Linked DNA regions of Homo sapiens: region 2 is linked to region 1. A link is a contact called in ENCODE Hi-C or POLR2A ChIA-PET data. All regions are on one chromosome and are shown on one strand. The core of a region is the stretch at or near the end of the contact, and the rest is flanking DNA. Distances in the headings are between cores, read along the strand shown.

Evidence for each region. Hi-C counts contacts between places; a loop is a spot of excess contacts on that map. ChIA-PET counts read pairs that join two places held with the same protein, here RNA polymerase II (POLR2A).
Region 2: a map of ascending aorta shows a loop between it and region 1 (2.2-fold over the local background). The contact joins two enhancer-like sites. A Hi-C loop is called at or near these places in 3 of 168 maps with a recorded cell type or tissue (Right ventricle myocardium inferior, ascending aorta and chondrocyte). POLR2A ChIA-PET finds 5 or more read pairs at or near these places in 1 of 52 experiments (OCI-LY7).

What each region holds. Positions count from the first base shown.
Region 1 is chr12:2,211,446-2,215,296 of GRCh38, forward strand. The region is part of intron 3 of CACNA1C (calcium voltage-gated channel subunit alpha1 C); the gene reads left to right. Among named protein-coding and RNA genes, the nearest start is that of CACNA1C-AS4, 10 kb to the right of the region's middle. Within about 2 kb of position 1,631, at least 5 of the 41 ENCODE cell types and tissues checked have a DNase peak (open chromatin) inside an H3K27ac peak, as active enhancers do.
Region 2 is chr12:2,257,493-2,261,343 of GRCh38, forward strand. All of the region lies in intron 3 of CACNA1C (calcium voltage-gated channel subunit alpha1 C), which reads left to right. Among named protein-coding and RNA genes, the nearest start is that of CACNA1C-IT3, 10 kb to the right of the region's middle. Within about 2 kb of position 2,044, at least 3 of the 41 ENCODE cell types and tissues checked have a DNase peak (open chromatin) inside an H3K27ac peak, as active enhancers do.

The DNA of each region.
Region 1 (3,851 bases), core at 381-2,880:
AAGGCAAACTGGATAGCTGTTGCTGCTGTAGTTTTGTAAATCTATGACCCTCTGTTGAGGCCTCTTTAACTCTAGCAGCCTTATGCATCTTTATGATTAATTCAGTAGGACCCCACCAGCAGACTCTCCTTCTTCTAAGAGTGTAAAGTCATTCATGCAGGTTTGGCCTTGCTTGGAGGTTAGGGCTTGGGGGGACATGAGCAGGGCTTGCCCTCAAATTCCCAGTCATTTGGCTCCTCCTTTCTTTCACCTGTTACTCTTTCTGCTGCTTTTTTTTTTTTTTTTTTTTTGAGACAGAGTCTTGCTCTTTTCTCCCAGGCTAGAGTGCAATGGCATGGTCTCGGCTCACTGCAACCTCCGCCTTCCAGGTTCAAGCGATTCTCCTGCCTCAGCCTCCCGAGTAGCTGGGACTCCAGGCGCCCACCACCACTCCCGGCTAATTTTTTTGTATTTTTAGTAGAGATGGGGTTTCACCATGTTGGCCAGGCTGGTCTTGAACTCCTGACCTCAGGTGATCCACCCGCCTCAGCCTCCCAACGTGCTGGGATTATAGGCATGAGCCACCGCGCCCGGCCTCTTTCTGCTACCTTTACGTTATTTACACAAGCTTGGAGGCCTAGAGGCAGGAGCTGGTATTTGGATCAATGGCTGGGTAATCCAGAGCAGTTAAAGAACCAAGAAATTATTAATATTTTGTTCCAGGTTATATGTTTTTATGGGGTGATGGTGAAACAAAGAATGAATTTTGTTTCCTAAATGTGTGTTTCTTGCACTGATAGCAAAATTAGCCACTGTTTACATTTCCTGAGCACTCATCAGCCTGTGGTAGAGAGAACTCAAAGGTAAGTGTGGTTGCAAGGAAAGAAACCGGGAATCCAGTGGTTGCCGCTAGCTTCATTCAATGTATAGATCCAGATTATTACATATTATCTGAATTAAACAATTTTACTTTAGAGAGATCATGCAGGTTCTGTGTTTGAGGAAATCTTACGGTTGCTTATAAAGGAAATCATTGCCCCAAAATTCTGGATTTCAACTAATCTGATCTGCTTAAAGCATGACACCTGCATACTTGCTAACTTATTTTTTGAGAATAGAGAGTTAGATCAGGAATAGGATTCAGTCCTTAGAATGCAGAGCTTATAATTTTAGAAAGGTATGTATTTTATTTAGGCCAGGTATTTTTACTGTTAATATATTTACTGTTTTATCTAGAATGTTGACTCTGTTATGATTGAGTCAGTTGCCCCTTCCCCACTTCCTCTTTCCTCTGTGTATTTATTGCACACTGACTAAGTGTCTGGTGTGACAGCAGGTGCTGCGGTCATGAGGGTGACTAGTTAGACATGGTTTCTGCCTTCATGGAGCTTACAGTCTGGTGGGAGGGATGGACAAAGGAAGCACAGAACTGGACACCATGCATTTTCTCCTCTGACATCAGAGCCAAACTGGAAGATCCTGAAAATAATTCTATTGCATGTCCCTTGGAGATATTAACACATTGCTCAGTGATGTTGATTGTTAAAATATCCTCTTGTTTGGAATTGTTATCACAGTGGCTCCTCTGGCGGTAGCATGCTTATAAAAGCAACCAGGAACTGCCCATGTGCCCAGTCTAGGCTCCTGACTCCCACAGATGCCTCTGGGGCTGGGGCCCGGCTAAATATTTTCCAGGAGAAAAGTCAGTCAGGAGCCAGCGCCTGCCATTTCCCATTCTTTCAGAGCCAAGGAGCTGGACGGGCATCTGACAGCCTGGAAGGGCCCTGCTCCAATCTGGAACTGAGGTTAACGCTTCAGGTCAGCTACTTCCTAAGGGAAGGAAAAATCCCTCCCAGGGATTTTTTTACTTTGAGCTTTCTCTGGTGCTGCTTGTTGCTGGCCTTCAGATTTTGGCCACCACTATCTTCGGGTACTATTTTCTCTGCCTCCCTTGGAGAGGTGACCTTCCCCTTCTGTGCAGGGCCCTGTCTGTCCCATGTGGTCTTCCAGGGCTGGGGTGAGGAGGAGGCGGCGAGATTATTGCCTGTTACACATGGACATCTAGACGGGGGAAGAAACATAACAGCTTTATTTTTAGGCTTTGCTAATTCTCACTCTTCTCCTAGTTCGCTGCTACCTGGCAACAGCTTATTGTCATGGCAACACCGATGTTAATGAGTGAAACTCTCAGTGTGTCTGCTCTCCTGGTGCTCTGACAGACACCGTGTGGAGCTATCTTTCTGGCCATCAGAGGCTAAACGCTAGGCTTCCTTCCCCTCTGCAGGCCTCCCAGGCCCCGGGCCCCGTCCACAGAGGGAAGGCACGGAGGCAGCGTTGACAAGGGATTTATGGCTCTGCTTACACATTCCCAGCTTCTCCTCTCTTCACGGATGGGCTGCTGCTCTCGCACTGCCCCTCCTCCCGCAGTCCATCCGTCCACATTTTTAAGCGGTAGCTGTAGCCCATTTTCTCATGTCTAGGGCACCTCAAGATTTGAGCCGGTTTTTACAGCACCTTCTCTGCAGTTGATCAGCAGGGCTGAATCGCGAGTTTGGGAGAGGAGATTTGTGGCTGGAACTGGCGCTCACATTGGGGAGGGAAGACCTGCACCTTCAGCTCTTAGGCTGAGAGTCAGTAACACCACCATAGCTTCTTGTCTTGCTTCTCTGACATCTGTCCCTCAAGGGTGCCTTTGCAGCATTACAATAATTGTGAGGAAGAGCAGGCAGAGTCTGCTCCAGCCTCCTTGTGCCTCAGTTTGTCCATCTCTAAAGCAGCGCATATCTGAAATTGGATGGTCCTTAAGTTGGCGCTGCTGAGGAGGGGTTCATGTGAAGTGCTCTGGGCTCCTGCTCACCATTTCTATGATGTGGGTAACTTGCTCGACCCCTCTGTGACTCCACTTCTCACTTGTAAATAAGGATAGTAATAGTACCTACCTCAGAGTGTCATTGCAGGACTCCAACCAGATACATATGTGTCCGGGGCTTATAATAAAATCATGGTTCAATAAATCTTAGTTCTTACTACGTGTGGTCATTATTCAGTCTTCACACTGATCTCGTGAACTAGGACTATTATTCTTGAATTACAAAGAAGGAAACTGAAGCATGGAGAGGTTGAGCAACTGCCAAGGTCGCTGGAAGCAACATGAAGCCTAGGCGTGCCCTGAGTCACCACACTGCACATTGCAAGGTGAGCCTGAAGGGGATGGCCCTGTATGCCCTCAGTGACTTCTCCCTGCTCCGGGGAGGTGGGCCCGGGACCCCAGGAGTGTGCCTGAGGACCTTGCACTCCTTGGATAAGAGGTGTCACCGCCAGCCCCCTTCCTGTCTTCCCTGTAGGCCCAGCACTCATTCACAGGCAGACACTTCTAGTTAGCGCACATGGTTGATGGACATGTGAGGTTCCTTTGACCCCATCCCTTCTAGTCTATGCTTCTGCTTCTTTATCTAGAAAATGTGCAGCCATGTCTCATCCCCGCCAAAAGAGGTACTCAAGAAGAGAGAAGAGGAGTGTTCAGTGTCTTCTCCCCACGTCCCCTTTCCCCCAGCGAGGCACAGGGGCTCTCTCTGGGTTTGGACTGGAGCACCTCATGGGTGTGAAGTCGGGAGGAGCCGGAGGCAGTGAGGACCTGCATTGCAGCGGGTGTGTCGGAGGGCTCAGCAAACGTGTGCTGCATGAGATGGGGAAACGAAGCCATGTTTGCCGGCATATCTGGGGTTCCCTGGTCACTGAGACATCAGAGACATGTCAATCTGAGTCCCTTTGCTTGGATTTAATCTGCTATTTGTGGGTGTTCTGTTGCATTCAGTGGGGCTTCAGTCTTCATTTTCCTTGTCCTTTGCACTTCCTCATCATTCCCTTTCTGC
Region 2 (3,851 bases), core at 794-3,293, 46 kb after region 1:
TGCACAGTTCACAATAGGGTTTGCTCCCATGAGAATCTAATGCTGCTGCTGATCTGACAGGAGCTGGAGCTCAGGCTGTAATGCTGGCTTGCCCACCGCTCATCTCCTGCTGTGCAGCCTGGTTCCTAACAGGCCATGGACCGGTACCTGGGGGCTGGGGACCCCCGCTCTAGCGTGTTCCCTTCCTCTCCAAGTCTTTAAGCATTTTCATTGATCTCTTCTCCTCCAGATTCTCCCAGGTTCTCAAGCAGTGAGGTTCCAAACTAAGGTTTAACTCTCTAGTCTTCAGAATGTTCTTTTCTAACTGTTAGAACTGCAAAGACAGCCTTGAAATGGTATATTCTTTATACCTGTTGCCTCCACTTCACTTGGTCTTACTGTTAGGTTTAACCTTAGGAAATCACTGATATTTTTTGACCTACAGAAGCGGCATTTTCATACAAGTGAATGCTACACTCTCAACTTGATTGAAGAGCACCCTCAATCTGCCTTCAGCACGTGCACTCCCACTCTGCAGTAGGCAGAGGTTTGAGAACCAAGCCAAAGGAAAGAGAAGAGGGAGGCAGAGTTTCTTTGTACTACATCTCATCACCTGCTGTGTTTGGGGTCTGCCCTGTCCCACCATAGTAAAGCTCATATCCCACCTCTTCCTGAAACCTTAATAATGACATCTTATTTCTGGTTATTTGCCAGAAGCTTTCACACACATGATCTCATTCATTGCTTTGAGGAATTCGCTTGTTTCCGCCTCTCAATTTATGAGATAATGAGAGTTATGTAATAATTCCCTTCTTCAGTTTAACTGCCAGGAAACTTAGGCCAGCATTTGTGATTAGTCAGAATAATTTTACTGTGTGTTTTTGGTTGGTATATATTGTTTTAAAATATGTATTTTACTCATTAATTTTTGAAAACTCATTTTTTCCTCAAGTTTTTTTTTTAAATGTGAAATTTTAAAAATCTCAAGTTCTTAAAAAATGATGTGGGATAAAACAACTAAATTTAATTATATCATCGTCTTTGGAGGACGGTGTTATCTTCATCTTGCATATGTAGAACCTGAGGTCCATAAAAACCAATTTTCCGAGCCCATAAGGCTCCTCAGTGGGGTAACTGGGACTGGGTTTCCCAACCAGATTTAATCCAGGGCCCCTTCTGCTGTATCAATGCTGCCCTTCCAGACTGTCCCTTTCATCATCACTTTAATCTCTTCCCTCTCGATTTCAGATAACTCGTATTTTAAGACGCCTGAATATTTTCTATCTTATTATTGTAGATATGTGAGCATCAGCTCCTTAAAGTTACCGAATATTTCTGATCAAATTCTGGTTATTTTTGTCTCATTAAAATGAATATTTAAGTTTTCAGGAGAGAAGAAGGCACAAATCTCCCTTAAAAAGTAATCCATTTGAGAGATGGATTAATAAAGTAATATTATGAATTCAATATAAATTAACATATGTGTTTTCAAATTCCAAAAATAGATGAGGGAGATGGAATTACACTAGTGAGTTCAGCATGATTCCTAACCAAGGCCTTTTCATAAGTGGAAGTCTTTCACCTGGCCCTGGGGAAATCACGGAACTCAATATTTCCTTCACTTAATTGTTTTTCTTTTCCATTTAAGGAAAGGTAGCTTAAAGCAGTGGTTCTCAGAATATGGCCCTGAACCAGCTGCATCAAAATCACCTGGGAACCTACTAGAAGTGCCGATTCTACAAAAAGGAAGCTCCCCACACCCCGCCCTGCCCCACACGGGACCCAGCAGTTTGTGTTCTAACAAGCCCACCAGGTTTTTGTGATGTATGCTGAAGTTTGAGACTGGTTAGCTTAAAACAGCCTCTGAGAGGGGCTGCAAGCCACTCTTTATTTGGATCATAACTAAGTAGTTAAAACATCCCTGAGTGAATTCAAAATGCTAATGAGGAAAATTAATGTCTTTATCAAAAAAAGAAAAAAAGAACAAAACAAACCTCAGGAGACCAGAAGTAAGTTGCCTCTTTAAGAAGCAGAGCCGCTTTGAGATGTTGCAAGGGGGAGCTAAGAGCAGGGCAGAATTTTCCAGTGTCTTTTGACAGGAGGAAGTGGTTGGGGACGACTTATTTTTTTGGCCCGGAGACAGCCTGTCATTATTAGACTAAGCATTGTATCAGATCTAAGTGTGTAGCTTTCTTAATGTAATGCAGAGCAGGAGCTATACGTTTTGTTTTGTTTTTCATTTTATCAGTAAGAATGAGTGCATTACAGCCTGGGCAATGTAGCAAGACCTGGTCTCTACTAAAAAAGTAAAATAATTAGCCAGGCATGGTGGCACGTGCCTTTGGTCCTAGCTACTTGGGAGGCTGAGGTGGGAGAATTGCTTGAGCCCAGGAGGTGGAGGCTGCAGTGAGCTAGAACTGTACTTCTGCACTCCAGCCTGGGTGACAGAAAGCACTAGTAATAGCTTTGTGAGCTAAGTCCCGCTTTCTTGGGTGTTCTCATGGTCATGCTCAGAGAATCCCCCTCTCCCCACCAGCATCCACCAGACTGCACACTGGTGTGCAGGAGAAACCAGCTTGCCTGGCAGCCTGGGTCCAGCAGTCCCAAACCATCAGAAGGAAGACCGACATCCTGCACCTCCACATGGTCACTAATTCCCTGCTGTGGGGGGCACATTTTGGCCTGACTTGGCTGACACAATCTGGGGAAAAAAGAGAAGTATGGGCTGAGTACTGTGGCTCTCACTGGTTAATCCCAGCACTTTAGGAGGCAGCAGCAGGAAGATTGCTTGAGCCTAGGAATTAGATCAGCCTGGGCAAGATGGTGGGACCTTGTCTCTACAAAAATAAAAATAATTAGCTGGCCATAATGCCACGTGCCTGTAGTCCCAGCTACCTGGGAGGTTGAGGTGGGAGGATTGCTTGAGCCCAGGAGTTTGAGGTTGTAGTGAGCCATGATCATATCACTGTGCTACAGCCTTGGTGACAGAGACCCTGTCTCTATTAAAAAAAAAAAAAAAAAAAAGAACAAGAAGAAGAAAGAGACAGAAAGAAAAGAAAGAAGAGAGAAAAGGAGAGGAGCACAGATTGCTCAACCCCATGGAGGCAAGGCTCTCACTTCTGCTGGTGGGGCCCTCGGCCCGTCCTGGAGTCGGGGTAGCATCATGGTTGAGATCACATGGACTCCTTGGCTAAAGTCCTGTTTTGAACACTTGTTGGCTGTGTGATCTTAGATTAGGCACTGTTTCTCTCTGCCTCAACATTCTTGCTCCTAAAGTGGGGTTAATTATATATACCTTGCAGGGCTATTCTGAGAATTAAATGAGTTAATGCAGAAGTTCTGAGCCTTTTTGGTCTCAGGACTCCTTTATATTCTCAATAACTACTGAGAATCCCAGAGAGTTTTTATTTGTGTAAATTATAGCTACTCATGTTTATTGTATTAGAAATCAACTTAATTCATTAAAAAACCGATTGTGGCCAGGTGGTGTGGCTCACACCTGTAATCCCAGCACTTTGAGAGGCCGAGGCTGGCAGATCACAAGGTCAGGAGATCGAGACCATCCTGGCTAACATGGTAAAACCCTGTCTCTACTAAAAATACAAAAAAATTTAGCCAGGTGTGGTGGCAAGCACCTGTAGTCCCAGCTACTCGGAAGGCTGAGGCAGGAGAATGGCGTGAACCTGGGAGGTGGAGCTTGCAGTGAGCCGAGATAGTGCCACTGCACTCCAGCCTGGGTGACAGAGCGAGACTCCGTCTCAAAAAAAAAAACAAAAACAAAAACAAAAAAAACTGATTGCATGTTAACATAAGCAATATTGTTTCTGAAAAATAATTTTTTTGTAAAACAAAAAAACAGAAGAGTGACATTG